3 separate regions of the Homo sapiens genome follow, and regions 1 and 2 are each linked to region 3. The links are chromatin loops, found by intact Hi-C in ENCODE. Cell type or tissue: GM12878. All regions are shown on one strand. Links, peaks and the distances in the headings refer to the core of each region. The heading gives the core; the rest is flanking DNA. Region 1 has its middle 290 kb from the start of IZUMO3. Region 2 has its middle 300 kb from the start of IZUMO3. Region 3 overlaps LOC124902327 (a long non-coding RNA gene).

The links. A loop is a pair of places that touch in the nucleus more often than their neighbours do. Peaks named below come from ENCODE experiments on the same cell type or tissue, not always from the same donor. Only the 100,000 strongest peaks of a DNase experiment are listed, where the experiment ranks them.
Region 1: a loop joins it to region 3, with 29 times the contacts of the local background. A loop is called at or near these places in 2 of 110 quality-filtered maps.
Region 2: it touches region 3 in a loop (5-fold over the local background); 2 of 110 quality-filtered maps call a loop at or near these places.

What each region holds. Positions count from the first base shown.
Region 1 is chr9:24,825,955-24,837,111 of GRCh38, reverse strand. No RefSeq gene overlaps it. Among named protein-coding and RNA genes, the nearest start is that of IZUMO3, 290 kb to the right of the region's middle. In GM12878, for the core only: a CTCF peak has its summit at 4,576 (motif pointing right); no DNase peak of the experiment used is centred there.
Region 2 is chr9:24,240,578-24,251,734 of GRCh38, reverse strand. No RefSeq gene overlaps it. Among named protein-coding and RNA genes, the nearest start is that of IZUMO3, 300 kb to the left of the region's middle. In GM12878, for the core only: a CTCF peak has its summit at 5,551 (motif pointing right); no DNase peak of the experiment used is centred there.
Region 3 is chr9:24,083,865-24,095,021 of GRCh38, reverse strand. All of the region lies in intron 1 of LOC124902327 (a long non-coding RNA gene), which reads right to left. Among named protein-coding and RNA genes, the nearest start is that of ELAVL2, 260 kb to the right of the region's middle. In GM12878, for the core only: a CTCF peak has its summit at 4,281; no DNase peak of the experiment used is centred there.

The sequences.
Region 1 (11,157 bases), core at 1,493-9,492, 740 kb before region 3:
ATCTCAAATAAAAAAATTATAAGAAACAACCAATTTATCTGCTTTGGTTCTTTACCTTTTACCTGATGAAGATACCTCCAAATACTCAATTTCCAAGATAAGTTTTGGTTAACACATAATGAGAATTCCAAAACCATAAGTTCAAAAGCATTACTTACATAGCTATTATCTGAGATGATTTCTCAATAATAAGAGAGAAATTGTCAAGGTAAATTCTATGCCATAACACCATGCACCATGATGAACTCCATATAAAATCAAACATTTGTTAGATATGCTTAAAAATACTCTTAAAATATAAGAAATATTAGCTATGTGGAGAAATAATAAATATTTTAGCTTTGAAATAACAGAATAAACCACAAAACACATACCTTACAAATTTAAACGTGGAAACTTTTCAACTTTTGTTTTATGAAATTAAAATTGAATGATGCTAAGTATTATAATGAATGCAATAGTTCAAACATTTATCCCAAAAATGCAGATTCCAATAGAAGTATAGCCAAGATTATGAAGGAATTTATATGAAAAGAAATAAAAGAGAGTAAATTGTATGACAATATTCTTTCTTGTATTTTATCAAAGAATCGTTAATAAAACCACCCTGAAATAAACAGCACAAAAAGTTTTAACAAAATATAAATGGTCATAATGAATAAAAATGGTTCTTACGAAATGGTCATCTTTTTTCAGAGCTAGTGACATTATAATTTTGTACAGACCTTTGGAAATTATTATGAAAACTTATAGAAAATGTCTTATAATCATACATTCTTATTCTAAGTCATTCTGATTGTACGCTTTTACCTCAAGAAAATAATTCAATAGAATTTCAAACTGTATGCATAAAAATATGGTTTCATTATTATAAGCAATAGTAAAAAAAGTCTAATCTTTGAAGACACATTGTAGCCTGATGTATCAAATTAGTAACATTACCTGTAGCCATTAAAATAGTAATTATGACCACTATTCATAATTATTAAGGGTGAAATTTTAATAGCAAAAAGAAATATATAACATGGTATCTATACTATGATTGTGATTATATTAAAAATATTATACATGTGTAAGAGGATATACAAAAATAAAAATAGTGATAGAATTACGGCTGATGTTTTAAAGTTGTTACCCTTTAAGAATTTGTCTTTAATACAATGTCTTTACATAAGAAAAAACCTAATGGGCCACTTTTTATTATTCTATATTACTGCAAGCTTACAAAGTGCATAATAATGAATAGGAAGGAAATCATTAGAATAGAGAACATCATTGACCTCCTGCTTATAGAAGAAACTGACCTTCAAGATAAAGAGGAATACAAAGAAAACTATCAGGTATTAACCAAGTAACTTTGCTCACATCTGCTAGAGAAATGAAATAGGAAATAGGCACAGTCCTCACTGACCTTCCAGGCGCCTATGACATAGTATAACTTTGAGACCTCAAATAAAAAATGCAGCCTATTGTACCTGACAGGAAACTTTGCACTTTCATTATGCGTATAGTAACTAATAGATCTTTTGAAATCATTACCTGTCAAGAGGGAAAAAAAAAAAAAGACAGAGGAAAATCCTTGAAGAATAGAGTTTGTCAAGGGTCAAAGTAAATGGTAATATACTTTAATAAGCAGTAAGCTCTACATTATCTCTGGGTGGCCTACACACTCAGTGGACTGTGGTACCACATATTAAATTGCAGAATAACTTCTTAGTGGCCCAGAATACCCTTCCAGGATGTCTCTGTATTCATCAGTTTATATGTAGCTTAAATAATGTGAAGTTAATGTTATTAGCACGTAACACATAACAGGGAAGGTACATTTTTGAGCTATCCAAACCTTAAAATGTATTGCATGTTTATTGTTGTTGTTGTTTTATGTTATCTACCTAACTGTTCCCCCATATTAGTAACATTGAAAAAACTTAGTGTTTTTCAGTTTTACAGCATTTAATATCTAAATAATGCATGCATGTCAATAATATATGTAGACATGATAATATATAAATTTTATTTGTTGACAATGGGGGGAAATCCCTTATTTTTCAGGTAAATTGCTCTTTTCCACTGCATGCCAGTGAAACAAAAGAAACCACCTTTCCACAAATAATCTTGGATCTAAGAACATGAAAGAGAGGCATTCCATACACTACCCAAATATCCCATGCATCACAACCTACTGCCAGAGTGACTGACACAGAAACAAATGAGTGGGAGTTAAATTATTCAGTTGCTAGTTTGTGCTCTATTGTAAAATAGCTTGTCATCCTCTCTGAGTCTTTGGTTCTCAATTTTCTCATTTTACAATAAGTAGCTAATTCTCAATGCATACATGAGATGTTCTCTACGGTTTCTGCCAGCTGTAGGTCCCTATTTCTATTGGGAATATAGAGTAATTTTTCTCCTTCTTTTCAACGAGGCATTTAAAAAAGAAGCAAAATCAAGGCCTTGGTATCTATTCCAATGTGCTTAAACAGTTTGGCAGATTGCTGAAGTCATATATTTACCAAAGTCTCAATGTTATTTACTACAGGAAAACAGTGTCCTTCTTCCCCTCACTATACCTCCCAAAGTCTAACGTGCAAAGTGCCCTTGCTGTTAGCTTGCAATAGGCTTAAGGAAAAAAAGTATGGAATTCACTACTACAAATATTCTTTAGCCTTAAAGAAGGTTAAAGTGACTTCCAGGATTTCACTGGGATTGTGTAGTTTTGCAAAACACTTCAAATTTCAGAGCATAGGGTGTGGCTATAGCAAGTTAGTTGTTTTCCTTTTGCTGAACTTTGTATAACTAAAGGTACTAATTTTGCTAGATGAATTCAGCTGTATTTCTCAAGATCCTGAGCAAAACATACTAGCCTCAGAAACAAAGAATCCTAATGTTCATTAGAATTCAAAATAATTTTACAGGAAAAAGGAGTTTCTGAGATACTTTAAAGATCTAAGCTTCATATATAACATTTTTATTTTCAGGTTTCAAAGATAAACTTTAAAAACACAGGTTTTACTTAAGAAGGGAAAACATTATAGTCTACTGAATTCAGGTGACAATTTTAGGTGGTGATACAAATGTCCTGTAATTCACCTTGGCATGATATGCACCAACTCAAATGCATATCAATACTCTAAGTATTCCTACAATTGTGTGTCTGTATCTTTAACTTTATTTTATCATAAAAATGAATAAATATGCAACTGCCAATTCTAAGTTTAAGTACTCTTAGACCTACATTTTAGATAAGGGTACCTGTCCAATACAGTATGAAGCTGATAGTTGTTTGACATTCAGTTACAAAGATATTCAATGGGATTTGGTAACTATTTTCTTATCTTTGTGTTTCTTTCTATCACAGATGTTCTAGCTTTCTACAGTCTCTTCCAGGGAGACTCTGAAACATTGCCATTTTCACTTATTAGTTTACTTATTATTTCAATATTAATGTAATTCATTTAACTTTATTAAATCAATATAATCAAACTAATATTTACTCTCAAACTAACTTAATAGCTAAGTAGCGCTTAAAGGATATAGAAAGAATTCTACTCATTAGGAATATATAGGCTGACAGATTCCCTCTGTAATCTTTGTGTAAATGAAACATGGAATGGCAAGATAAATAAAAAACATATTTTCATCGTTCTGCATTATGCAATTTTGGAAACACTACAGAAATTGCCTATAATTATTTGGAACTGCCATCTTACCAATATCCCTTACATTCAAATGTCTCCAGTTGTTTTCCAAAGATACTACACTTTGTTCTAGATTGTATGTTAGAGTACCACTGTCTATCATTAGGCAGTGACTCATATGTAATGTTATGTTCCGAGCTGACTCCCTATCTATTCATCTCAGCAAATTCCAAATAATAGCAAATAATTTAATCAGGAAAATCAACATTAATTGCCAACACAATACACTAAAAACTGGAACATTCCTGGAAATGGATTTATCTTAATGGTTATCTAAAACTAGAAAAAATATGTTATCTGCAAATTATAGAAAGATGTAGATGATAGATAGATGATTGATAGATAGATGTGTGTAGGTATAGATGTGTGTAAGGTTTTGCAAAAAAGAATATTATTGCCTTTTTTAAAATTTACACATGGAAAAAATTAACTCATTTGTGATGATGATGAAGCACTAACTTGTTTAAAGGTTAATTTTATGTGTCACAAAATGTTACGTGGTGTGGGTAGCTTTCTCACTGATTTCACATAGTTCAAATAAAACATTTTATGGGAATACTTTTCTAAGAAAAAAATCCAGTGTTAATTTGCACCTGAGAACTACTTACAATTGGTCTTTATTCCTAAAACAAATAAGCAGACAATTCTCTCAAAGTAGTACCTTTCAAAATCATAAATATCTAAAATATTCAATACAATCTTTATAAAATATTATTTAGATGATAGATGTGTTGCTGAATATTAATGTTGTGACATTCAGCTTCTGTTGGCTTTACCTTGGGAATATTTTATTTTGTTTTAGTAAGCACAGCTTCTTCTTATGGTCTACCATTCAAACGTCAGGGTGCATCCCCAGTTGCAGAAACATGTGGAAAGCACAAAGCCACGATCAGCCACCAGGTGGAGTTTTGAATATTGACAAAACTTTTTTATTTTACTGGCCACCAGCTGACAAACTCCATCTTCATTCATATATTATTAGAGCAGAGCAGAAAATATAAGACAGTCCTGAAAACTAAGGCAGTGGACTATCTACCAGGAAATTATAAATTCTAAGGAGGTGATAGTTTATTCAATGGGTGTTCATTTTTTTCCCCTTAATTAACCATATCTTAGACTTGTCGCAGTTGCTGTGTTTCTTGTTATTTGACACAAGGTTGAGAACAGTTAAACTCGGGTTGGGTAAACTAGGGTTTTTCCATCTTAAAAGAGTTGATTATTAATCTTCTGAGGAAATTGCTAAAATGACTTTGGCGCAGTTATTTATTACTATAACCTTTTATTCACTCATACGTAAAACTATGATTTAAAATATTTTACTTGCACAAGTGTTGTAAGGACTTGAAATCATATATAAAAAGTACCACAGTGCTTAAGCACATAGTGGGTTTACAATTTAATAGGAAGCTACTCATATTATTGCCATATTAATAAATTGTAGATCATTCCTTAACACGAAAAACTAAGAGAGAAATTGAAACACTTTTTGTAAAATGCAACATAGTAAGGAATTTAAGCTTCGTGGGTTAAGAGGCAAAAATAAAAATAAATAAATAAATAAATAAAATTATATAGGTACTTGTATAACCACTGCAAATATAATCTTTTTAAAAAGTAAAAATCATTCTTAGCTCATTGACTATAAGTAAAGAAATAAGTAAGGCAGAACAAATCAGGGTCACAGACTATGAGTAATTCACCCCTGAGTTAGAAGATTAAAGGTAAGGAATGAAGTGAAACAACTAGCGCATTCCCTACTATTTTGGTAGAAGAGTAGTTAGACTTAACTAAAATGAGAAATGATCTGAGAATTAACCTTTACTGTTATTATTCCTGTGAACATAATTTTGTTTTATGGAGCTAACATCAATTGTCTAAACCTTCTGTCATTCAACAAACCCAAAGAGATAAAGTGTGCAGGCATCCATGGTAAAACTTCATAACAAGGACATGAATGAAAACATTTTATAGAGAAAAACATGCCAAGAAAATTTTCTTCACCATTCAAAATCAAACTATGGCCTGGTAAATGGCAAAATCCCTAAGACTAAAATATTCACTTCTAGATATACAAAAGCTAATATTGACTTGGTTATTTGTTTATTCAAGTGCCATCTAATGTCAATGTTCTACATGCCATACACTGTTCTAGGACCAGTGGATATACAAACAAAACAAATATTCTCACCATTTTGAAAAAGACATTTGGGGCCAGGCACGGTGGCTCACGCCTGTAATCTCAACACTTTGGGAGGCCGAGACGGGCGGATCATCTGAAGTCGGGAGTTCGAGACTAGTCTGACCAACATGGAGAAACCCCGTCTGTACTAAAAATACAAAAATTAGCTGGGAGTGGTGGTGCCTGCCTGTAATCCCAGGCACTTGGGAGGCTGAGGCAGGAGAATCGCTTGAACCCGGGAGGCGGAGGTTGTGGTGAGCCGAGATTGCGCCACTGCACTCCAGCCTGGACAACAAGAGTGAAACTCTGCCAAAAAAAAAAAAAAAAAAAGAAAAGAAAAGAAAGAAAAATACATTTGGATAGAGGAATACAGAGAATAAATAATAAATATGGTACTTTAGAGGGTAATGAGCATTATGAAGTATTATGTTTTATGTACTATGAAAAATACGCATGTTTGTGGTATATAGGATAGGTCACTTGCAATTTTACATAGGTTAGTTAAGGAAGATCTCACTGATAAGGAAAGAAGCTGCAAGGAGTAAAGAAGCTAGCCCTGCAATTTTCTCGGGAAAGAATATTTTAGGAAGAGGTAAAAGAAAAGGCCCTGAGCCTAAAAGATGCCTGACATCAAGGAGAAAGTATAGTGAAAACTGTGACTGAAGCAGACTAAGAGATATCGAGGAAAGGGAGAATGCTGTATAAGGTGATGCTTTGGTAGGCATTGTAAAGAAAGGAAACACTTTTATCCCTGTCAGGGAATTGGGAAACTATTGGAGAGGTTATAACAGTAGATCAACGTAATCTAATTTTCATTTTAACAAAATTCCTTAATAATGATTTGTTTCTGTGATTATTTTTCATATTTAATTGACAATGATTGTAAGTAAAACATCACCATGGTGGGAGATTTTCTTCAGCCTATTATCATTTATTTATATCAATTTATTTTGTTTTATGGTCTTTTTTTCTTTCAAAACAAGAGTTCTCAAGAGCCAAATTAAACATTTATTCATTTATTACAAAGATCAGCAAAGAAATATTTAATATATATTAGGTGTCAGATTCTGTATGAGACACCTACAATATAAAGATGGTCCACATGTACTGCAAAAGCTTGTAGTCTATTGAGGAAGTATAATACAATATTGGAGAATATAGTAATAAAACAGTAGCAATGCAGAGTAATCCAATACATTTTCAATCTACAGTACCTGTTGTATTTTATCACTAATTCTACTACTAAGAATGCTAATCATAAACATAATAAACTCTCAACCAAAGAGAAAATGGGTGGTTTCTTGGAACAGTCATTGCTACCAACTATACATGTAATGCAATAGATTTCATCTTTCTATTTCTGTAAAATTAGAAAGCTATCTTCTACCTGCACTTTGCACATGGCTTTAGGTATTTGTAACTGTTACTGTTGGTTCCATTTCACAAGTGTCTACCTTCCTACAGGTTTGACAGTCTTTATCCTGAAACTATAAGTAATTCAAGGTCTTTATGTAATTTAATTATTTTTCTATGTTTACTTTTTTTTTCAACTTGTATTTTAGATTCAGGGTTTACATGTTCAGGATTGTTACCTGGATATATTCCGTGATGCTGAGGTTTTGGGGATGTATGATCCCATCCTCCAGGTACTAAGTATTAGTTAACAATTGTTAACATAGTTAATATAGTTAACAGATAACATAGTTTTATATATATATATATATATATATATATATATATATATATATAATTATATATAATATAGATAGTTAACAACTGTTATTCAACCCTTGAGCCTGCTCCCATTCTCCCTGCATTAATAGTCCTCAGTTTCTATTGAAGCTATATTTATGATCCTGAGTGCCCAATGTTTAGCTCCCACTTATAAATGAGAACATGTAGTATTTGGTTTTCTGTTTCTGCATTAATTCAGTTAGGATAACAACCTCCAGCTGCCTCCAAAGTGCTGCAAATGACACTATATCATTCTTTTTATGTCTACATACTATTCCATGGTGTGTATGTACCATGTTTTCTTTATCTAGTAAACTGTTGATAAGCAACTAGGTTGACTCCATGTCTTTGCTATTGTGAATAATGGGGATGCTGTGATGAACACGTGACTACAAGTGTCTCTCTGGTAGAACAATGTGTTTTCTTTTGGATATATACCCAGTAATGGGATTGCTGGGTTAAAAGGTAGTTCTGTTTTAAGTTATTTGTTAAATCTCCAATCTGCCTTCCACAGTGGCTGAACTAATTTACATTCCCACCAACAGTATATAAACATTCCTTCTTCTCTGCAGCCTTTCCAGCATCTGCTGTTTTTTGACTTTTTGATAATAGCCATTCTCACTGGTGTGAGATGGTATCTCAATGTGTTTTTAATTTGCATTTATCTGATGATTAGTGATGTGGAACATTTTTTCATGTTTCTTGGCCACATGTACGTGTTATTTTAAGAAATGTCTATTCATGTATTCTGTCCACTTTTAAATAGGACTATTTGGTTTTTGCTTCTTCAACTGTTTAAGTTCCTCCCGGAGTTTGGATATTAGATCTTTGTTGGATGTGTAGCTTGTGAATATTTTCCACCATTCTGTAAGTTGTCTGTTTATTCTGTTGATAGTTTCTTTTGCTGTGAAGAAGGTCTTTAATTGAATTACATTTCACTTGTCAATTTTCTTTTGGTTGCAATTGCTTTTGAGGGCTTAGTCATGAATTATTTCCCAAAGTGTCCTGAATTGTGTTTCCTAGGTTGTCTTATCATTTGAGGTCTTACATTTAAATCTTTAATCCAGTCAGGTGAGGTGTGTCACGCCTGTAATCTCAGCACTTTGAGCCAGTGAGGCGGGCGGATCATCTGAGGTCGGGAGTTCGAGACCAGCCTAACCAATATGGTGAAACCCCGTCTCTACTAAAAATACAAAAATTAGCCGGGCTGTGATGGTGCACATCTGTAATACCAGATAGTCAGGAGGCTGAGGTGGGAGAATCACTGGAAACTGGGAGGTGGAGGTTGCAGTAAGCTGAGATCGCGCCACTGCACTCCAGCCTGGGCGACAGAAGACTGTGCCGAAAGAAAAGAAAAGAAGAAAGAGCAGAGTGGAGCAGAGCGGAGTGGAGGGGAGGGGAAGGGAAAGGAGAGAAACCTTTAATTCTAAGCAAATCTTAGTCCTAATCGATCTTGAGTTAATTTTGTATATCAGGAAAGGTAGGAGTTCAGTTTCATTCTGCCTACAGGAAGCCCCGATCCCAGCATCTACTGAAGAGGAAGTCTTTTCCCCTTTGCTTGTTTTAGTTGGCTTTGTCGAAGATCAGATGGCTGTAGATCAGTGGCTTTATTTCTGGGTTTGCTATTCTGTTCTATTGGTCTATGTGTCTGTTTTTATCCCCCTGCCATGTTTTGCTTACTGTGGCCTTATATGATAGTTTGAAGTCAAATAATGTGATGCCTCCAGCTTTATTCTTTTTGCTTAAGATTGCTTTGGCTCTTTGGGCTCTTTTTTGGTTCCACATGAATTTTAGAATAGTTTTGTTTTTTTTTTCTAGTTCTGTGAAAAACGACATTGGTCATTTGATACCAATAGTATTGAATCTGTAGACTACTTTGGGCAGTGTAACCAGTTTAAAGACATTGATTCTTCCTATTCATGTGCATGGAATGTTTTTCCATTTGTTTGTGTTATTTATTATTTATTTCAGCAATGTTTTGCATGTCTCCTCGTAGAGATCTTCCACCTCCTTTTTTCCAGACAACAAAATCTTTATCTGTTGTGATAAAAACTTTAGGGTAATATATATGAAAGCATGAAGTAAAAAATTGAAGAGCAAACTATCTAAGAATATAAATATAGTCTCTCTTTATATGAATATTCAATACATTATTTGACACATTGGTTTGAGTGAAGCTCTACAAGTACAATTTTAAGCATCTTGACTTGGGCTGACGTCCAGTAAATTATACATTCCCAGCAATTATAAGAGCTCTCTCACTAAAAATACATGTTCATGATGTACTTAGATGTATTCCTAGGTATTTTATATTTTGTGTTCCTATTGTAAATGGATTGCATTTTGATTTGGCTCTTAGTTTTAATGTTATCAGTGTAGAAATGCTACTGCTGTTTGCACAATGATTTTGTATCCTGAAACTTTAATGAAGCTTATCAGTTCCAAGAGCCTTTTGGTGGAGTCTTCAAAGTTTTCCAGATATAGAATCAGATCATCTACAAGCAGATAGTTTGTCTCTTCCTTTTCTATTTGGATGCCTTTTTAGTTTTTCTGTTACCTGATTGCTCTGGCTAGCACTGCCAGTACTGTGTTGAGTAAGAGTGGTGAGAATAAGCATCCTTGTCGTGTTCCAGTTCTCAAGGAGAATGCTTCTGGTTTTTCCCCATTCAGTATGATGTTGGCTGTGGATGTGTCATAGATGGCTCTCATTACATTGAGGTATATTCCTTAACTGTCTAGTTTCTTGAAGGTTTTTATCATGAAAGGATGTTGCATTTTAACAAAAGCTTATTCTGCATCTATTGAGATGACCACATGGTTTTTGTTTTTAATTCTGTTTATGTTGTTAATCACATTTATTAATTTGTGTGTTGAACCAACCTTGCATCCTACACATGAAGCCTACTTGATCATTGTGAATTAATTTTTTGATGTGCTGTTGGATTCAGTTTGCTAGTATTTTGTTGAAGATATTTTTGTGTATGTTCATCAAGGAGATTTGGTTATAGTTTTCTTTTTTTCATTGTCTCTCTCCCAGACTTGGTATCAAGGTGATGATAGCTTAGTAGAATCTACTGGGGAGGAGTTCCCCTACTCGATTTTTTTGGAATAGTTTCAGTAGAACTGTTACTAGGTCTTCTTTGAATGTCTCAGAGAATTTGGCTTTAAATCCATCTGGTCTGGGGCTTTTTTACTTGGCAGTTTTTTATTACTGACAATTTTGTAACTTCATATTTTTCTGTTCAGCATTTCCTTTTCTTCCTGATTTAATCTTGGGATATTATGTGTTTCCAGGAATTCATCCATTTCCTCTAGATTTTCTAGTGTGTGTGGATAGTGCTGTTCGTAATAGCCTCTGAAGATCTTTGGTATTTCTGTGGAATAAGTTGTAATGTCACCTTTGTCATTACTGATTGTACTTATTAGGATTTCCTCTCTTTTCTTCTTTCTTAATCTAGCTAGTGGTCTACTGATCTTATTTTGATCCGAGTTATCTTTTTAAAGAGCAACTTTTCTTTGTGTTTATTCTTTGTATGGATTTTTACATCT
Region 2 (11,157 bases), core at 1,676-9,675, 160 kb before region 3:
AACTTCTTACCTACCAATAATTATTTTAAAAGTAAGTGGATTAAATTCTACAATCAGCAAATATGGAGTTGTCGAATACATTAAAAAATATGATCCAAAAATATGCTTCCTAGAAGAGATTCACTTTAGCTTTAAGGACACACATAGAATATAAATGAAGGGTTGGAAAAAGACATGCAATTCAAATGATAACTGAAGAAGAGCAGGAGTGGCTATTCTGATATCAGACAATACACACTTTAAGTAAAAAAATTGCCGCAAGAGACAAAAAAAGATTATATGATAATAAAGGGGTTAATATATCGAGAGGACATAGCAAGTATAAATGTATGTGCATCTAATATCAAAACCCTAAAATACATAAAGAAAATATTAAATCACATGAAGGGATAAATTTGACTTGATTATGATGCACAATACTTTTAATGTGCCACTGAATTCCATTTGCTAGTATTTCCTTCAGAATTTTTTCATCCATGTTTATCATGCAAGGATGGTTTAATATATGTAAATCAATAAATGTGAAACACCACATTAACACAATGAAAGATAAAAACATATGACCATCTCAACAGAGGATGAAAAAGAATTTGACATAATACAACATCCTTTCAAAGTAAAAACTCCCAATAAGTTAACAGTAGAAAGAATGTACCTTAACATCATTAGTACTCTGTATGTCAGGTACATAACTAAAAACTGTACTCAGTGGTGAAGGATTGAATTTTTTTTCTCTAAAATCAGAAATAAGACAAAGAGGTCAACTCTCACCACTTGTATTCAACACAGTACTAGAAATCCTAGCCAGAGAAATTGGTCAACAACAACAACAAAATGGGCATCCAAATTGGAAAATAATATTTAAAAATAGGAAAAGAACCTCGATAGACTTTTTCTAAACAAGACATACAAATGGCAAAGGTATATAAAAAGCTGCTCAACATCATTAACCATCAGGGAAATGCAAATTAAAACCACAATGAGATATCACCTCACACCTGTTAGATTGGCTATTATTAAAAAGACAAAAGATAACATGTGAGGTAATAGATATGTTAATTAGCTTGATTGAGGTAATCACTTCACAATGTTTACATATATCAAAACATGATGTTGTGCACCTTAAACAAATACAATATTTAGCTGTCAATACCTCAGTAAAGCTGGGAAAATATAAATAAAATAAAACAAAAATGTATTTTTTATAAAAAAATACACATAATTTCAATTCCTTGTTATTTTCCTAGTACTCTATAGCAGAATGCTAAGCAAAACTACAATACTAGTTTTGAATATACCTCAAAAATCATCTTGCCATATTTTGTTTGTCAAAGTAATTAGTGGGACTGGTAGAAGGTAACTGCCCATTGAATTAACACACTTATATGATTAGGCTTTGTTTCCCCACCCAAATCTCCTCTGAATTCTAATTCCCATAATTCTCCTGGGTCAAGGGAGAGACCAGGCGGAGATAATTGAATCATAGGGATGGTTTCCCAAATGCTGTTCTTGTGATAGTGATTGAATTCTCACAAGATCTGATAGTTTTATAAGGGGCTCTTCCCTTTTGCTCAGCACTTCTCCTTCCTGCCACCTCGTGAAGTAGGTACCTTGCTTCCCCTTCACCTTTCACCATGAGTATAAGTTTCCTGAGGCCTCCCAAGCCATGCTGAACTGAGTCAATTAAACCTCTTTCCGTTACAGATTACCCTGTCTGGGGCAGTTTTGTATAGCAGTATGAAAACACATTAATAAACACACCACCTCACCGAGATCACATTAAGGGGAGACTAGTTCTTCCCAAAATATGTTTCCATATTTTTGGTTAATGCTTTACTACCAAGGCCAAACAAAAGCTAATGGTAAGCAATAGTGTCTGGAGAAGTCACTTGGCAGTTGACTTATTAAAATTAAAAGAGATAGACTAGATTGGAAACCTATACATTACAGGTGGAATTTTTTCAAAATCCAGTTTTACACTTGGACAACTCAGCTGCTTTTGCCCACCAAATTTACAAAATAATCTGTTTGTTTCATTACTGTGTATATTACACACACACACACACACACACACATAAATAAAACCAGTCATTCATGTAGATTGTCTCTCTAACTGCTCCAGTAAGCAATTTCTGAGAAAATATCATTCTCTCCTCTTTTCTCACACTTTGAAAGCCTCATAAATTGTATTTTTCTCAAGCTATTCTATATATGGCTGCCAAAGTAATCCTTAAAGTGAAATTCTAATCTTTGTGTCAGTCCACTCTTTTCCCTCTTTCATATCACACAATTGAATGCACATTCACAAATACATACAAACATACATACATACAAGTGCCACATGGACTTCTGGCTTCTCATTGCCCACAATTTCAATCCAAATTCTTCACATAGTATTCAAAGTCCTCCACGTTTTAGTTCAAGATTCAGTTCCCAACAGATTCTGTCTGCTACAGCTGGGGCCTCCTCAAAGACAGTCAATTCTCTCCTCTGTAACTTTACTTGAACATTGTCCCCTCTGCTCAGAATGTCCTTCCTTGTACTCTCCATGCTTAAAAATTCTGCCCTTTCTTTTCAGTTTCTGCCATCTCTGCTGTGCTACTCAGTCTTTTGACCTCTGAATTTCCTCACAAATAACAGAAAATATAATACTTGCTTCCAGGGTTGTTTTAAAAAGTAAAATAAATTAAATGAGATTCATGTTTACTGGTTATCAAAACTTACCTAGAAGAGTCTCGTAACGCAAAAGAGAGTGAATCAAGTCTAAGGGCATATGCATCCACTGGGGACCCAGGATAGCTGGAAATTGCATATGATCTACACTCAGGAGTGGACAGACCAACACCAAGCTTCTGCCAATTGTTGCAGAATTTCTGGCCCAATAGTATTGTGTATTATTTCAAGAGTAGCTGCATTTATGAACCATATCCAGCCCTCTGTCTTTCAGTTTATAAATACTGATACATCTGGCAGTACATCAGACAGGAAATACTCTCGGCTAACGTCAATCTAAACATTTTAATGTACTGAGGCTTCATTTTCTACCTTAAAGGTTGTTGATTTTTAGCCCATGGAGTACAATCAGGAATTCCATTTTCTCTCATGCTTAAGGATTTTATATCCCATTTTTTCAGTTCATAGTTCTCTGTACCTCTCAGATAAACATCCATATTGTGGGTTTAAAACCCCTTTGGTCTTTGTAATAGTTTCCTAGGGATGTCATGGCAAAGTACCACAAATTGAATACCTTGAAACAAAAGAAATTTATTCTCTCATATTATAGAGGCTAGAAGTCTGGAATCAAACTGTCAGCAGGGTTGATTCCTCTCAGAGGTTCTAAGGGAAAATCCGTTCCATGCCTCTCTCCTAGCTTCTGATAGTCACCAGCAATCCTGGGTGGTCCTTGGCTTGTAGATGCATCACTAAAATCTTTCTCCATCTTCACTTGGTGTTCTCCTCTGGGTGTCTTTGTGTCTTTGTGTATTTATATGGACTTCTTATAAAAACATCAGTTATTGGATTCAGGGCCCACCCTAATCCACTATGACCTTATCTTTATTACATGTGCAAACATCCCATTTGCAAGTAAGGTCAGATTCATGTGTTCCGGGGGCTAGGACCTCAAAATACTTATTTTGGGGTTGTGGGGTGGTGCACAAGCCAACCCACAACAGTCCTATCTCTGCTCGAGTATCTATAAGAGGACTGAAGAGAATAGTTAGTCCTCCTGGGCCCCATTGTTTGGCAGTTTCTCCCAGATAAAACACACAAGACCACCATGGTTGGATATGAGTTTCTTGGCTGAATGCTCAGAATTGTAGTCCATCCTGAGAGGAAGCTTAGTATTTAACATAACCCCCTGAATCACACAAGTGAGGGCGCTTTTACACTTAGATCTTGAAAAGAAAGGTGTCCTCTATAGGCACTCTGTTTCCTTTTCTCTTTAATTTTTTTTTTTTTTTTTTTGAGACAGAGTCTTGCTCTGTCACCCAGGATGGAGTGCAGTAGCACAATCTCAGCTCACTGCTGCCTCAGCCTCCCGAGTAGCTGGGACTACAGGTGTGTGCCACCACACTTGGCTAACTGTTCTATTTTTAATAGAGACAGAGTTTCATCATATTTGCCACGCTGGTCTCAAACTCCTGACCTCAAGTGAACCACTCACCTCAGCCTCCCAAAGTGCTGGGATTACATGTATGAGCCACAATGCCCAGCCCTTTTCATTTTCTTCTCTACACGCAGCCTTACCTTCTGAGTCTCTTAGTCCAACATCCTATCCCTCTTTAAGGGTAAACTCCAATGAGGCTCACAATTCAACCCCTTATGAGCTGTGTCTGGCTATAGAGATGGAAGAGATGAAATGCGGTGGTGCCAGTGGGCAAGAAGGTGAACACTCCAACTCCCAATTTTCCACCAGCAAGAAGATAGAGTAGGTCTCTTGTTGGTAATCTGAGAAGTAAGCCCATCTCTCTAAAACAGATGTGAAATTCTCTTCAAGGAACAAAATCTGATTCTCATATCAAGAAAAGGGTAAATTTCTGCTGAGCAGGATCTCATTTCATTTTGCAAAAAAATCAAAGCCCTTAAAGTGAACTCCAAGACCAAATATGAACTCTCCTCCTGGTATCCTCAACTTCCTCTCCTTTCAGTCAGCCCCTCCCTAACTCTACCACAGCCACATAGGCCTCTTTTACTTAAATAATCTAGGCACATTCCAACCTTGGGGCCTTTGCACTTGCTGTCTCTTCTTTGTGGACACTCTACCTCAAAATGTCCAGAGGGTCTGTTTCTTTATCACCTTGAAGTTTTTGTTACATGGAATCTAATATCCACTCAAAATATCAACATTCCTATACCTCTACTATCTGTAATTATCCCCTTTATGCGCTTTTTTTCCCTTAGCACTTAAGTCTATGTGGCATATTATACATTTTATTTGTCATTTTCTGTCTCCCCTCACTGGGAAACTTCATAATGATAGGAGTTTTCATACATTTTTTTTACTGTTGAATCTTCAGTAGAACAGAGCCTCACCATAATAGGTGCTCAGTCTATAATTGTTGAATAGATAAATGGATGTATTGTGCAAAAAAAGTTGACTTTTTTCTAAACCTGGCTTACATTAAAAAGAGCTAACTCAAGAGCTATCAATGACTCTTTTTTCTTTAGGAGGGAAGAGACCAAATTCTATAGCAGAATTAATTCCAAATTTTCTCCTGAAAAAATAGTTAATGTGAATGTGCATGTACATATGTCAGTGGGGGACAGAAGCAGAGAGAGGGGAGGTGCAGTTCATCATCCCATTGTCATCTCAATACTTTTTTCATTTAAATTATTCATGTACCATTCAATTATATACTTTCTTTATATATAATAGTATTACCTTATATCACCCTTTAAATTTCAGTATGTTATAATCTGTTATTAAATATGATGCTACATATAAATGTATAGCACAGGTTCCAGGCATTAATAATTTCTCAATAAATGTTAGTTATAAGTATGTACCCAGGGAGCATGTGTCTGCTATTTCTGTAAATAGTCACCAGATGGCGATCTGACTCACTTTGAGTGCCTTCACGATTCATGAATTTCTTCCCAAGAAGATCTAGAAAATTAAGAAATCCTTACCACCATCTTTTTCTAGGCAAGTTCTCTGTTACCAAACTTTAAACTTCAAAAATAACATAAGTAATCCTTTACATATGCTAGAAACAAAATCCATGACCATCACAACTGCCTCAAATGGGCACATAAAATCCTACATTGTTCAACACCAATCAATTCACTCTGAGTCTTAAAGTTATCTAACTTGGTGAACTTATCTATCCCTACCTTTTCAAGTCAAATATCTGGAAATCATACCTGATCTCATACTTGACACCTCTCTCTCTCTCTCTTTCTGGTGATAAATCTTATCATCAAATTCTATTACATTTATTTTTTAAATATTTATCAAACCCATTCACTTCTTTTCCCACTCTGTTGCTCTTGCCATAGCAAACTAGCATCAACTTTCCCATGGACTAAATCTGATCACAAATCTGATCATATTAGGCCCCTGATGAAAACCTTTCTCTTGAATGTCATTATTCTTATAATACGAACAATAATTTTTAACCAGGCAATCAAGACTCTCCATACTAACTTTCTGCTCTTTCCCAGCTCTCAGTATTTAGGCACACTGGAATACTGCACCACGCTGCCCTCTTGCATTCTAGGGCTTCTGACGTGCTGTTTCCTCTCCCTGAAATGTCTTCTCTCAACCACGTGTATCACTTCCACTTACGTAATGTGCTTTCTAAACAATAAATGTAGAAAAAAAGTAAATTTTACTACTTCCCAATCTTTGCCTGTTTTAGATTCTATTATTATTTATTATCATAGAACTACATTCCATTTTTTTATTTATATCAGTTTATAGTTTTAGTTTTATGAGTGTTTTATTACCGTTTTCCCCTCTAGTAACCTATAAATTCCTTGAGAACATAGATTATGTCTACTTTTACTGTCATTTAATTCCCAGGCCCTGCTTGGTGCCTGGAACACACAAGGCATTTAATACATATTGTTGAGTGAATGAATACAGGTGACCTTCCCATTGACTGTCATTAATATGACTCAGCTCCAAAAATTCCCAGTCTCTCTGTCTCTTTCCCAAATTTCCACATCTTGGAAGATTAAATCTGATTAATCTCTGCTTGGATCATATCCAAACCATGGATCCACAAGCTATGGCCAGAAATTTAAAGTTCAACTTAGAAATGTAGTCATCAAGATCTCGCAAGTTTTTTTCCCAGAAAAGGGGAAACTACTTTGAGCCAGCAGCTCACCAAAAAAGTACTACAAATACCTACTGCACTAGATTTTTATGATGAGTAAATTAGATGTCATATGTATCATATAGTGTTTTATACAATGTGGAGCATATGTTTAGTATTTTGTAGATACCTGCTTTTTTATCACAGTTACCCACATTTTCAAGTATTTTACATACACACACAGTGATTGTATGCCTACCTGAAAATGTTTCAACATGGACCTTTTTTTCACTGCCCTATTCTAAGGCTATAAATTCTTTAAGTTGGAAAATGATGTACAGCATGTAACCTTACTGCTTAATTATCTGGCATAGATTATAGAATGACATCCATTTATTAAAAATTATATATTAAAAAACAAGAATTCACAAAGCACTGGCTTAATAAATAGTGAATCGACCCAAGGAGCTCATAACAAGGGTGACAGAAGATATTCAAACAATCATGATGCCATGAAAAGCCTTAGAGCTATATACCAAATACCACAGAGGTACAAAGTGGGAAGATGCTATAAGGTATATGCAAGCAGATTTTTGCATGGACATTAACATGTATATATGAAATATTCTCCAGCCTAAACAGCTACTGATCTTGTGTTTTATTCATTCACAGGATAAATATGGAAGTGCTCTTCTTTTCATTTGAAGAGCCTTACAGACGTCTTTCAAATTTGCATTGCTGGCTGTCATTAGGCACAAAAAACCCAAACTCCAATGAACATCTCTCTTTCCCCTAAAAAGTCTATTTTCCTACACTTTAATGGTGAAAAGAGCTTCACAGGCAGTTTAAATCCAGTGTTTCAAGCGTCTACTGTCTCTTGGATTCCTTGATTCCTGGGACTCCATAATTAAAATTAAGTCTTTTCTTCCAAGCGACTAATATTCTGATTTCCTCAGTTTAGAAGAATCAAACTAACAAAACAGTTCAAATATTTAAAACTCAACAACTTAAAAGCAATTGTTAAAATCACAGGGTAGAGGGAGAATATGAATCTTAGAATGATACGGTTCCAAATCAGTTGATTGGACATAAAATATTTTATGCAATTACAGGATTCCTAGGGTTAGACATTTTTATACATTCTCTTTTCTTCCACCAATTATGAGTTGGATCAAAACCTTAGAAAAGCTATAGCTAGTTCCTCTGAGAGAGTATCTCCAATTCCCAAGCAAGAGAATTTCTTCTATCTTTTAGTAAGTTGAAGCTCCCTCGTGTACTCTGTTATTTTAGGTTATGCGAGAATCAATTGTAAATGTTAAATGGTTACTTCTGAGGCTAATATTGTGTATACCATTATCAAGCCAAGTCCTATTTGTTTTTTATTATCCGTACCCTTCCATGTTTATCCTCATCTTTTATTTATTTTTTCGTTAAACCATTGCTTAATTAGCTTTTTTTTCAAGCAATCAGTTTGTTTTAGAATAAACTTCTTTTGCTTTCTTTGTTAATCCATCACCCAAGTGTAGGAAAGATAAAGTGTATTCTACTTCAAAATGTTGTTGACAATAGAAATACACTAAACTGAGAAAAAAAAATAAACCTCTCATCCAGTAGACTATATTAAAACAAATATGAAGAGCACATAGTAAAAATCAAGCCTATAAGTGAACATACTATCCTCACATAATCAAAAGCACACACTCTTGCTCTGTTCTCTGACTGAGTGCACACATGTTGAGACCAAACACTCATAAATTTGCATTCACTTCTGTTACACCATTGATCTGGCCTTCCGAAAATGCTTGCATCAGAGACAAAGCAACTCGACCATATTCAGAATCGGCAAGAAGAAATAAATGAACCACAATTATGCATTCCTGGGAGAAAAAAAAAGATCTGATATGATTAAAACAATGAAGTGGACAAAGAAGTGTACATAGAAAGACCCAGAATAGCACACAAGACAAAGTCTAACACTGAATGCACAAGTGACACCAATAACAGGAGCAAAGGAGATGTTCTGACAACTACATCTGCTACTAAAATAGATACCGTGACAAATAAAAATAGCAAGAACAAACCCTGTAATGGGATTAAGACAGAGCATAAGAAACTAATGACTGAGGATAAAGACAAACGTGTTGACAATGGCAGGTAGTGTGACAAATGAAATGCTTAGATAAGCAAAATCCCAGAAACCAGACAGCTGAAAGACCTAAGACCAAGACTGAGACACATCTGTCAGCAATACAGATCGCATCACACTGTGCCAGAAGACAATGCTAAATTATAAATGTTAATGATAGATGGATTCAGCAAAGCCACAAGCAGAACAAAAGAAATGAAATGGAAAAGTACCCCTGCTGCAGTGTTTGATGTAGGTTTTCATTTTAAGGAAGATGTAACAGTCATGCTCTCTTATGAAGGGGATCTTTGATTTCAGATAGAACGGCAGCATGCTATTAAACGCCACCAACTCCTTTCTATCATCATCCTTTAGTCATTAGGAAATGTTCACTTCCATATGGAATCTCAAATTCAGCGGTAAAAGAGTCTTCAGAAAGTAAGATAAAAGAAGAAAGAATTGAGGAAGAAAGAAAGAGAGCAGAGAGAAAAAAAAGAAAAGAGAAATAAAAGGTGAAAGTAAAGCAGGAAAAAAAGGGAGTTCATTTTTTTGTAATCAACTATTGAAATATGTACTGAGCAACTACTGTGTGACAGATACCATACAAGGTGTTAGAGATAATGTGGTGGAAAAAATACTCATGGTTTCTAGCCTTGTGCCTCTTATAATTTGGCAGCAGGAAAAGACATTAATTAAATAACCACATAAAGAAAAGCAACACTGAAATGTTGATAAGTTTCATGAAGAAAGGGTGCATGATACCATGAGTGCACCTAACAGAGATTATAGGAAGGCCATGGAAGCCTTCTCTAAGGAACTGGTAATGAAGCTGAGATGCAAAGGAGCAAAGGTTGGGAGTGTAGGTGAAGAGTTCTCCAGGCAGTGGGACTGGCACATACAAAGGCCCTGCGGTGACAAGAATAGTAAAAGAGAAGAACCAAAAGAAGCCACAGGAGAGTGTGGGGGCTGGAACAGAGAACTTGGGAGAGTACAGCATGCCTGATGAGGCTTGAGAATTAAGTAGAGGTCAGGCCATGCAAGCTTTTGCATCTTCATCCTAAGAGCAATAAAAGCCACTGAAATTGTAAAACAGAAGAGTATCATGATTTTTACTGAGCAGCCACTTATAGGTACAGGCTAGCCTCCTGTCTGAACTCATCTCTTCACTCACCTCACTTACTCCATCTGCCACATAAGCCTCCTGCTTTTCATCCAGCATTCCAGAATCATTCTCAACCCAGGGGTTTCGCACTTGCTGCTCCCCATGTCTGGAACCTTTTTTTCCAGTGCCCATATGTCTCACCCCTTACTTCACCTCAGGTGTCTGCTCGAATGTCTTCTTAAACAAACCTTTCCTAAAAGCCAAAATTTAAGGCCCATACTATTCCTTCTCCCATTTATCCTCCTAATCTGCTTCCTATAGTTTCACTATTTTTATCCCTAATAGGAACTATGTTCTAAATTTAATTGTTAACTTCATAAAACACACATGTGCATATACACATGCACACACACATGCGCAAATAGAATTTGACTCCAGGAAGGAAGGGATGCTACTGCTAACTATGCCTGGAACATACTGGTACTCAATAAGTATTGAGCAGGAATAAAAGATTTATAAAGAATGAATGCTGTCTTTCACGTAGATTAGAAGCACACAAAAGATCTCTATTCTGGCCTGGCAATTTCATTATCCACATCCTCCCCACGACTTCATTCAAAGAAGAGGCTCAAATTTAGAAGGAATTATCAGAACCACCTACTCATTTTTCCTAGTTGCATCCAAACACAATGCCCAAAGAGAAAAAGCAGGTGCATAAGATTATTCTACATTAGGCATGCCAAGGAGATGATATTTGCAACTTCACATGTAGGAATTGTAGGATTAAGGGGGTATTATTTGCATGGGAATAAAAGTGTTGCTGTCCTAATTGAAAAGTACTTAAATATATAAATAACAGAGAATACCTGCATCAGTAGCATCTAGGAGGGGCAAACAAATAACCCACAGGTATTTTCCGTATGTCATTGAAAACCAGCATGGGGGAGAGTTGCCCTAAAGAACCAAGTCAATTAAATACCATGAACATTTATTGTGTATTCATTTACTGAGACTTATTTGTGCATATTAATATACAAAGCACCATAATAGATGTTGGGGCAAAATTAAGCCATACTGGTAGGCACATTCTAAAACATTGGAGGAAGGAGAAAAGTGCTGAATCTGGTTTTGAAAACACAATTACAGAGAAAAAAGAAAAATAAAGTACA
Region 3 (11,157 bases), core at 1,035-9,034:
GTGCCATGCTGGTGCGCTGCACCCACTAACTCGTCATCTAGCATTAAGTATATCTCCCAATGCTATCCCTCCCCCCTCCCCCCACCCCACCACAGTCTAAAGTTCATATGGAACCAAAAAAGAGCTCGCATCGCCAAGGCAATCCTAAGCCAAAAGAACAAAGCTGGAGGCATCTCACTACCTGACTTCAAACTATACTACAAAGCTACAGTAACCAAAACAGCATGGTACTGGTACAAAAACAGAGATATAGCTCAATGGAACAGAACAGAGCCCTCAGAAATAACACCGCATATCTACAACTATCTGATCTTTGACAAACCTGAGAAAAACAAGCAATGGGGAAAGGATTCCCTATTTAATAAATGGTGCTGGGAAAACTGGCTAGCCATATGTAGAAAGCTCAAACTGGATCCCTTCCTTACACCTTATACAAAAATCAATTCAAGATGGATTAAAGACTTACATGTTAGACCTAAAACCATAAAAACCCTAGAAGAAAACCTAGGCATCACCATTCAGGACATAGGCATAGGCAAAGACTTCATGTCTAAAACACCAAAAGCAATGGCAACAAAAGCCAAAATTGACAAATGGGATCTAATAAAACTAAAGAGCTTCTGCACAGCAAAAGAAACTACCATCAGAGTGAACAGGCAACCTACAAAATGGGAGAAAATTTTCGCAACCTACTCATCTGACAAAGGCCTAATATCCAGAATCTACAATGAACTCAAACAAATTTACAAGAAAAAAACAAACAACCCCATCAAAAAGTGGGCGAAGGACGTGAACAGACACTTCTCAAAAGAAGACATTTATGCAGCCGAAAAACACATGAAAAAATGCTCATCATCACTGGCCATCAGAGAAATGCAAATCAAAACCACAATGAGATACCATCTCAAACCAGTTAGAATGGCGATCATTACAAAGTCAGGAAACAACAGGTGCTGGAGAGGATGTGGAGAAATAGGAACACTTTTACACTGTTGGCGGGACTGTAAACTAGTTCAACCATTGTGGAAGTCAGTGTGGCGATTCCTCAGGGATCTAGAACTAGAAATACCATTTGACCCAGCCATCCCATTACTGGGTATATACCCAAAGGACTATAAATCTTGCTGCTATAAAGACACATGCATACGTATGTTTATTGCGGCATTATTCACAATAGCAAAGACTTGGAACCAACCCAAATGTCCAACAATGATAGACTGGATTAAGAAAATGTGGCACATATACACCATGGAATACTATGCAGCCATAAAAAATGATGAGTTCATGTCCTTTGTAGGGACATGGATGAAATTGGAAATCATCATTCTCAGTAAACTATCGCAAGAGCAAAAAACCAAACACCGCATATTCTCACTCATAGGTGGGAATTGAACAATGAGATCACATGGACACAGGAAGGGGAATATCACACAATGGGCTTCTTTTTCTACACTCACTCTTTAGATGTCGTGCTCTTCCAAGCATTAGATTATTCTCATTCCCATATCCTTTTTGACTGATGGTTAGATAACAGCCTTAGTGAATCACTGAATTCACATTCAATTCCCCTCCCACACTCACTGGGCTGGCCTTTTGCTTGAACCAATAGAATGAAGGGAAATGACACTATACAAATTCTGAGCTGGGCTTTAAGACATCTGCTTTCACCTTTTTGCCACCCAGAGATGCCATGTAAGAAAGTTTGGGGTATCCTTCTTGAAGATACAGGCCTATGTATAGAGACAGACCCTGGAAGATGAGAGACCATGGGGAAGAGAAAGATCTGACCGGCTCCCATCCATTCCAACAATCCTATCTCAGGTGACAGACATGTGGATAAGGCCACATTGCATCCTCCGGCTCCAGTTGTGCCATCAACTGACTGCAAATGCATGAACGACCTCAGCCAATACCATGTGGAACAGGGACAAGCTACCCCACTGAGCCCAACTCAGGTTTCAGAATTATGAATAAATATTTATTAGTGTTGTTTTAAACCACTAAGTTTTGAGATGGCTTGTGATGTGGCAATGGTTAACTGATACACTCTCGTTAGGCAATCACAATCACTCCCATAGTTTCAATTTTCATCATTGCTTGATGACCTTTAAATCCAGACCTCCACTTTAGCCTCTTCCTGAGAGGCAAGTCCATATACATAATTGCCAAGTAAATTTTCATGCTGGGATGTCAATAGGACTTCCAAACCCTGGCACCTGAGTTGGGAGACTGGAAATCTAGAACTACTTTTAGGGTGCTTATTATATGTGGCCTTTCCATGTGGCTTGGTACATGCATTCTGGTATTGTGGTCTTAGGACACCCAAATTTCTTATATGGCAGTTCATGGCACCGAACGTGAATGTTCTGGAAAACAAGGTGGAGGCTGCATTGCTTTTCCTTATTCAGCCTCATCAGTCATGCCACATCACTTTGGTTGCATTCTATTGGTTACAAGCAAGTTACAAGCCCACCCAGAGTCAAGTGTTGTGGGGAGAGCCTCACCGCTTGATGAGAGGAATGTCAAGGTCACATAAGCAAAGATCACGTAGAATGAAGATATTCTTATGGCCATCATTAGAATATGGAATCTGCCACACTAACACACTCATACATGGCAAACAGCATTGTAAATTGTTACAGCCATTCTGGAAAACAGCACAACTTCTTTCATTTTAACTCAGTAATCTCACTCCAGGAACTTCATAATGAGGGAAAAATCAAGAAAAGCAAAAAGATCATAATTAAATGCTGATAATCCATTAGCAAAAATAAATAAATAAATAGAAATAAAAAATTGAAGCAACTATCCAAACAACTACGACAAGCGAATGACTAAGAGGTACTTTCACACAAGAGAAAATAGTCACAAAGGCAACATAAAATATGGGAATTAAGTGATATAGCAATGAATAAAATTAAAAATGCAATACAAAATAGATTAGAATGATTGGCAGAAACCATTCTAAAAGATAACTGACTGTGCACTGGTGCTATTTTCTTTGATGAGTTTGGATGGTGACCTCAGGTCTCAAGTTGCCCACATGTTTCTACCCTTCCATACAAGACTGATACCAAAGGTGTGGCTTCCTAGTGTTCTGGGAAGATTTTCTTTTGTTTGTTTGAGTAATGCGGCTGCACAAAGAGAGAGCACTAGGGTAGCAGAAAATAGAGACATCTTCAACTATTTAGCCCGCATGTAGTAAGACCTGTGTGTCTATCCTTAGCAAAATCACTTCAAATAATATATTAACCTGAGTGAGATTGAGGCCTAAGTGAATATAAACCTGGGGAATTTGCATCCAGGAGTCTATCTAGAAAAAAAGGGCTTCCTGTTGTGCATGTGCCCTTAAAATGGGATTTCTTTCCTACTTATTGCCACTTTTCCAAGTTTGGAGAACAGTGCATAGCTGGCCCAGGAGTATTCTCTCTCTAGACAGAATCCGGCCAGATTCAAGAATCAAGTCATCTTCAGCTGGAGGTAATTCCAGGCCAGTTTTATTTCATCCTGATCGAGTTGTTACCTCACCCCTGAGTGCTGCTTAGTAGGCAGTATGTTATATACTGTTTAATTATATAATAATCTGCATTCTGTAACTTGTATGTATTCGTGGTTTTGTGTGTCATGGATGTATGTGTCCTGCTACTCTAGTAGATGCAATGCTCCATGTGGATTTATATCATGCCTTACAAATTTCTCATACCCCCGTCCATACCACACACTTTTGTGTTAAGGATATAGCAGGTATATAATAATTCCTCTATCATTAAAATACTTAGTGGGTTTAAAAAAAAATTTTTTTGTACAGACAGGGTCTTGCTACATTGTCCAGACTGGTCTCAAATTCCTGAGCTCAAGCAATTCTCCCACCTCAGCCTCCCAAAGTGCTGGGATTACAGGCGTGAGCCACCACACCCGGCCGTATTATTAGAATACTTAGTTTTATGTCAAGATCAGCTCTATTCAGAATGTATCACTCTATTAAAATACTTGATTATTTATATCAGGTCCTACATGATTCCCCAATCATACAAAGGTAAAATATAATCAGGAATAGGCAAGTCAAAACAAAACAAAACAAAACAAAAAACAGCCACGTCACAGCAGAAAGATTCCAGAACAACTTAACAAATGCACAAAAGCCCTCAAAAACGCTAGGAAGAAACTCACATTTTCTGACAAGAAAACAAATTCATGAAAACATTAGCCAATATTAATGTGCAGACTGACAGACTGATATTTAGGCATCAAGCGGTAGTCACAATGACTGGCATATACTGCCACCCTTCGACTTCATTAAATATGACTGTACATGGATAGGTATACTCCTTAAAGGGTCACATTCTGTAAGAGATGCAGTTTGGGTACCCGCATCTGTTCTAAGCTTTAGAATTTGACCTCAATTTTCAGCTAAGACTTGTGCATCCACCTTGGCTACTTTCGTCAGAATTCTCTTGTAAAATATTAGTAAATGAGTTTTTCCTGTACTATTCCTTTCCACAGCGACTCTCTCCCATTCTTGTCATGAAGGAACCCAAGAATAAAGATAGCAAATTCTAGACTTTCATACCTGCCAGATGCCAAATAAAAAATTCAGGGATAAATACATATAGACCAGGCTGTGGAAGCAGTTGTTTTCTGTTTACCTAGTCTAGATAAAAATCCCACAAAAATCCCAAGTTTGAGAGGATATGGATATGAGAGGTGTGATAGGTAAAGAAGGGGAAGGTTTAGCAAAAAGAGCAGCAGGAAAACATACTGCTATGGGACTCGTGTAGAGACTGCCCTGTGCCCACACCCATAAGAGAGCTCTAAGTCATAAGAGTATAGGACCCCCAGAAGGGTTTCAGGATCGAAGAACAGAAAGTACTGAAGCCTTGTCTCTGTCTTGTTGTCCTGGAAGCTGGCAAGCACTACAGGCAGTATCCAAGCTACCCTGGCCCCTGAGTAAAGCAGAGTTTTTAAGTGCTCTAGCAGATGGGCAGTTTGACAGGACACTGGAAATGGCCATTTTCCCAAGTGATCCAGAATGGAGTGGATGCCTGGAACTCTAGGCTAAGAGGACACTCTAGAAGTGGCTTGAGTTTGGATGCTGTATTAGTTTCCTAGGGCTGCTATAACAAGGTACTACAATCTTCATGGCTTAATACAACAGAAATTTATTATTTCACTGTTCTGGAGGCTGTGGGACTTGTGTAGAGCCTGCCCTGTGCCCACACCCATAAGAGAGCTCTAAGTCCAAAATCCAGATGTCAGCAGGGCCAGGTTCTTTCAAAGGCTCTGGGAGATAATCTGTTCCATGCTTTTCTCTTGGCTTCTGATGTCACCAGCAATCCTTGGCACTCCTGGGCTTACAGATGCATAACTCTAACCTCTGCTTCTCTCAGAGCATGGCCTTCTCCTCTCGTACGTTCATATATTGTCTTCTTATAAGAAGATACTGTTCTTATTGTCTAGAGGCCCATCACGCTCCAGTATGACCTCATCTTAACTAATTACATCTGCAAAGACCCTGTTTCCAAATAAGGTCACATTCTGAGATATGGGGGGGTACTTTCATATTTATCGTCAATATATAATTGATAAACTTCAATACATATTTTTGAGGAAGACAATTCAATTCAAAACAGATGCCCCATAAGATTCCATGAGAAGTATGGTCATGTCCAAAGACCAGAAAGGATTGTATCATCTTGTGGATACTCACTTGTAAGAAAAATGGCCCTGAGCCAGATCACCTTCCCAACTCCCATGGTCCAAAGCTCCTAGAAAATTATTGGAAAAAGGAAAGAATAACTAAGAGAATTAAATGAGCTTAAAACAGACGCCTGAGTTTATCTTAAGTTGACTAAGATATTTTATTTTTAATTTTTGCAATCAGGCAAACTCAGGGTTCCAAAATTGAAACTAAACAGAGGTATTGAGAAAAATATAAGTTGTGCTTCTGGAACATCCAAAGTTTTTAAAATAAATATCATAAGAGTTATAAATCTATCTGTTCTGTAGCAATCCTCGGGGAAAAGGAAGGCCCAGATGCCAGTTTTCTTTAACGGAGAACTTTATAAAGACCACAAAGGGATTAATTCAGAGTAGCTAAAGGAATGAAAACTACATACAATTTACTTAAACTACAAATAACAAAGAAGGTAGTAGTGACATTATTTTTGCAGTCTCCCTGCGTTAAAGAATTTATGACCTCCAATGCATCGTGCAACTAAGGTTTTCCTCTCTGCTCCTTTGCTTTCACTGTTCAGTTTCTGCCTCATCGGCTTTCCCAACGTCCCCCACAGTTCACTTTCAACAACAATCTACGGTGTCAAGAATTCACTTCGAAATGGTAAGTTTTGTATTTTTTCTTAAGAGAAGTATCATTCTTATCAGACTTTAGACATAAATATTTGTCTTCCAATATGCTCTGAAATATGCCTGCCATGGCTCCTCTGCACCCAGTGATGGTATATCTCTTTGTTCTCAGTACACACGCCAAATCTTCCCTTCCAGCTGATCGGAACATAGCGCAGGGGTTAGGACATGAGTTTACATCCCGACAGCCTCAGGTTGAACACCAGCTCTGCCACTTACTAGCGGTATGATCTTGGGCATATTATTTAACCTTTCTCTGCCTTAGTTTCCTTACCTATAAAATTGTATCTACCTCATAAGGCTGTTGTGAGGATTAATTAAACGTATTCATTCTTATAAAGTACTGAGAGTCAGAGTCAGGTTAAAGAGTAAGCACTCATTGTTTATTATTTCTAATAAAGAGTTCTTTCACACCAATTAGAAAAAGACAGTCTAAACTGAGTCAAAGATAAGAGCTGGCAGTTTACAAAAGAGGAAATGCAAATGATCAATAAAAAATGAAAATATACCATGATCAGTAAACATAAAATTGCAAATTAAAACAACACAATGTTTTTTTGCCTATTACGTGACCATGTAAAAGTCTGAGAACATTCAGTGCTAATGAAAACCTACAGAAAAAGGCAGTCTCATTTATTATTGATGAATGTACATTTTTATAATATTTTGGAAAATAAAGCTAGCAATATAAAATTTATAGTACGCACACTCCCTCACTGAGTATCTTCATTTTTAGGATTCCATCAGGGGGAAAGAAAAAAGAAAAATCAGCAATGTCTGATACTGTCAACAGTCTTACCCAAAAAGATATCTAAAAGATTTATAATAAAAATATCTGTAAATAACTGGACTATCCACTGCTATAGTCTGCATATTTGTGTTCCCTCAAAATTTATATGTTGAATCCTAATCCTCAGTGCAATAGTAGCAAGAGATGAGGCCTTTAGAGAATGAAAGGGATTTGTGCCCTTACAAAAGAGGCCCAAAGGAGTTTGTCTGCCCTTTCTGCCATGTGAGGATACAGCAAGAAGACACTGTCTATGAGGAACAAGCCCTCACCAGACATCAAATCTGGTGATACCTTAATCTTGGAACTCCCAGACCCATAACTGTGAGAAATAAATTTCTGTTATTTATAAGATACCCAGTTTATGACATTTTGTTACTGCAGCTGGAATAGACTTAGATATCCATATATAGGGAAATGGTTTCCTAAACCATGATATATTAATTCTATGAAACAATAAGCAGCTATTTAAAAATGTGGATCATTATGCATCGACTTCAAAATAGGTCCGCAACAGACCATTAGGGAAGAATAGCAGCTCCATGTTAGGTCCTCATGTTTGTTTGTTTTTTAATCTTCAATGGGTATATATGTATATATGTGCGCATGTGTGTGTGGCATTTGTTTCTATCAGCAAAGGAAATCATAGTTTACAGTAGTTACATTAGAAAATGGGATTAGAAAGAGAAAGTGAGAGACTATCAATTTCGCTTTTGACTATATATTGTTTGGATTGGTAGACGATGCAGGTATTATCATTACATTTCAATGGAAAAATTGTGAAGAATGGAGAACAAAAAACATTTTCAATAAAAGTCAAAAATCAGCTACTGCATACTTTCCTCAGGGCACAACAAAGTATTCAAAGTTATATATGAAAATGTTTCCAAAGGACATGTTTAATAATAGAAAATAATTCTTTTGTAACTTTTATTTTAGGTTCAGAAGTACATGTGAAGGTTTGTTACATCAGTAAACTCATGTCACGGGGATTTGTTGTACAGATTATTTTATCACCCAGGAATTAAGCCCATATCCAATAGTTACCTTTTGTGCTCCTCTCCCTCCTCCCACCCTCCACCCTCAAGTAGACCCCAGTGTCTGTTGTTTCTTTCTTTGTGTTCGTACGTTCTTATCATTTAGCTCCCACTTGCAAGTGAGAACATGTGGTCTTTGGTTTTCCTTTCCTCAGTTATTATCCATGCTCCAGCTCCATCCATGTTCCTGCAAAAGACATGATCTCATTCTTTTCATGGCTGCATAGTATTCCATGGTGTACATGTATCACATTTGCTTTATCCAATCTGTCATTGTTGGGCATTTATGTTGATGCTATGTCTTTGCTATTGTGACTACTGCCGTAATGAGCATTCACGTACGTATGTCTTTACAGTAAAATGATCTATATTGCTCTGGGTATATGTCCAGTAATGGGATTGCTGGATAGAATGGTAGTTCTGCTTCTAACTCTTTGAAGAATCGCCATACTGCTTTCTGCAGTTGTTGAACTAAATTACACTCACACCAACAGTGTGTAAGTGTTCCATTTCCTCTGCAATATCGCCAGCATTTGTTATTTTTTGACTTTTTAATAATGGCCATTCTGACTAGGTGTGAGATGCTTTCTCACTGTGGTTTTTATTTACAGTTCTCTAATGATCAGTGATATTGAGCTTTCTTTCATATGCTTGTTGACTGCATATATGTCTTCTTTTGAAGTATCTGTTCATGCCCTTTGCCCACTTTTTAATGGAGTTGTTGTTTTCTTGTTAATTTGTTTAAGTTCATTATAGATGCTGGATATTAGATCTTTGTCGGATGCATGGTTTGCAAATACTTGGATACAGAATCAATGTACAAAAAGTACTAGCATTCCCATGCACCAACAACAGCCAAGCCAAAAGCCAAACTAGAAAAGCAATCTCATTCACATTTGCCAAAAAAAAAGAATAAAATACCTAGGAATACAGCTAACCAGGGAGGTGAAAGATCTCTACAATGAGAATTGCAAAACACTTTTCAAAGAAATCAGAGAAGACACAAACAATTCAAAAAACATCCCATGCCCATGGATAGGAAGAATTCATATCATTGAGAGGGTCATACTGCCCAAAGCAATTTACAGATTCAATGCTATTCCTATCAAACTACCAATGACATTCTTCACAGAACTAGAAAAAAACTATTTTAAAATTCCTATTGAATCAATAAAGAACCTGAATAGCCAAGGCAATACTAAGCAAAGAGTACAAAGCTGTAGGCATCATGTTACCCAACTTCAAACTATACTATAGGGCTACAGTAAACAAAACAGCATGGTACTGGCACAAAAACAGAAAAATGGACCACCCAATGGAACAGAATACAGAGCTCATAAATAAGGCTGCACACCTATGACCACCTAATCTTTGACAAAGCTAACAAGAGCAAGCAATGGGGAAAACTCCCTGTATAATAAATGGTGCTGGGATAACTGGCTAGCCATATGCAGAAAACTGAAGCTAGGTCCCTTCCTTACCCCATAAACAAAAATCAACTCAAGATGGTTTAAAAACTTATATGTAAAACACAAATCTATAAAAATCCTGGAAGACAACCTAGACAAGATGATTCTGGACATAGGAAAGGGCAAAGATTTCATGATGAAGATATCAAATGCAATCACAAAAAAAGCAAAAATTGTTAAGTGGGATCTAATTAAACTTTAGAGCCTCTACACAGCAAAATAAACTATCAACAGAGTAAACAGACAACTTACAGAAAATAATTCTTATATACAAACTATCAAGTTGTTTAAAAAGTTTAGTGACGAGTTCAATCAAGCAGTGAAAATTAAATCCCTTTACACTCACCCTGTCTATCAGCAAAGGGCTACACATGACCATGATACAATGAAAACGTGGAAAATACACTGTTATAAGTTGGAAATATAGTTAGGTTTTCTCTTCCTAAGAGGAAAAAGAAAAATTTAATTTTCTGTCCATTTGTAACAGGCCTTGGGGTAAATGCTAAAATGCAGCCTAGAGTAGATGAAGAAACCTTTCTTGCTGGAAAGAGGCACAGCGTACAGCAGTATTTCTCTGCAGGATGAGAGGTATAGGGGACAGGGGTGCTTCGAGAATAGAAGAGCTGGGACCCGATCAGAATCTGAAATGTAGAAAAGAGAGGCCATCAAAAAGCATATTTAATATTTACTTATTTCATTGATTCTAAGAAGTATAGTTTTTCACATTTTAATACCTCTGAAATTAGGAAGAGTCTTAGATTTAATGGCATATTATAATCACTGCTGGCCAGGTGGCAGTTTTGATGTGGATGACATTGCTTTCAGTATAAATATTCACATTGTCGTCACTTCCATTGAGTTTTGAATATTCTTGGTGCTACAAGTGTTGAGTTTAATTGCCATTTAAAGTGTCTTCTAAAAGATTGCAACATGATTCGGCATTGAGGCAGAAGTCATTATATACACAAAAATATACAGAAATAGAGCAGTGGGGAATGTGTTTCCTTTTAGTGAGGCAAATATTCATCATTTTAGGGATGACTAGAGCCCCTTATTTCCTCACAAAACAACAATGTGTTTTACAGAACCTAAGAAAAAAATACCCAGAAGTAGATGAAGCTGTGTTAGGTTTTGTTATTAAATGCATACAAAAGGGATTGCCTATCACCTGCCATGCAGAGGAATTAAAAACAAAAGAAATTGCTAAATTTCTTAGAATTGATGAAAGACAATGAGTGGTGATGTGACTCATTCATGCATCATGCAGGACTGTTTTATAAGGCATTATGTCATAGTTTTGTTGATAGCATTTGTTTTTCTTAGTAGAACATACATAATCCCATGGTATGTCTTTCAATCAATGGCATCACAGATCAATAAAATATCGGTAAAATATATTTTTCAATATTGAAAATTATTTTAGAAACCCATTGGCTTTCTGATTTAAAAATTCAGAAAGAAAAAAGCCAGGAATAATATTTTAGGTTGGTAGAAATAACAA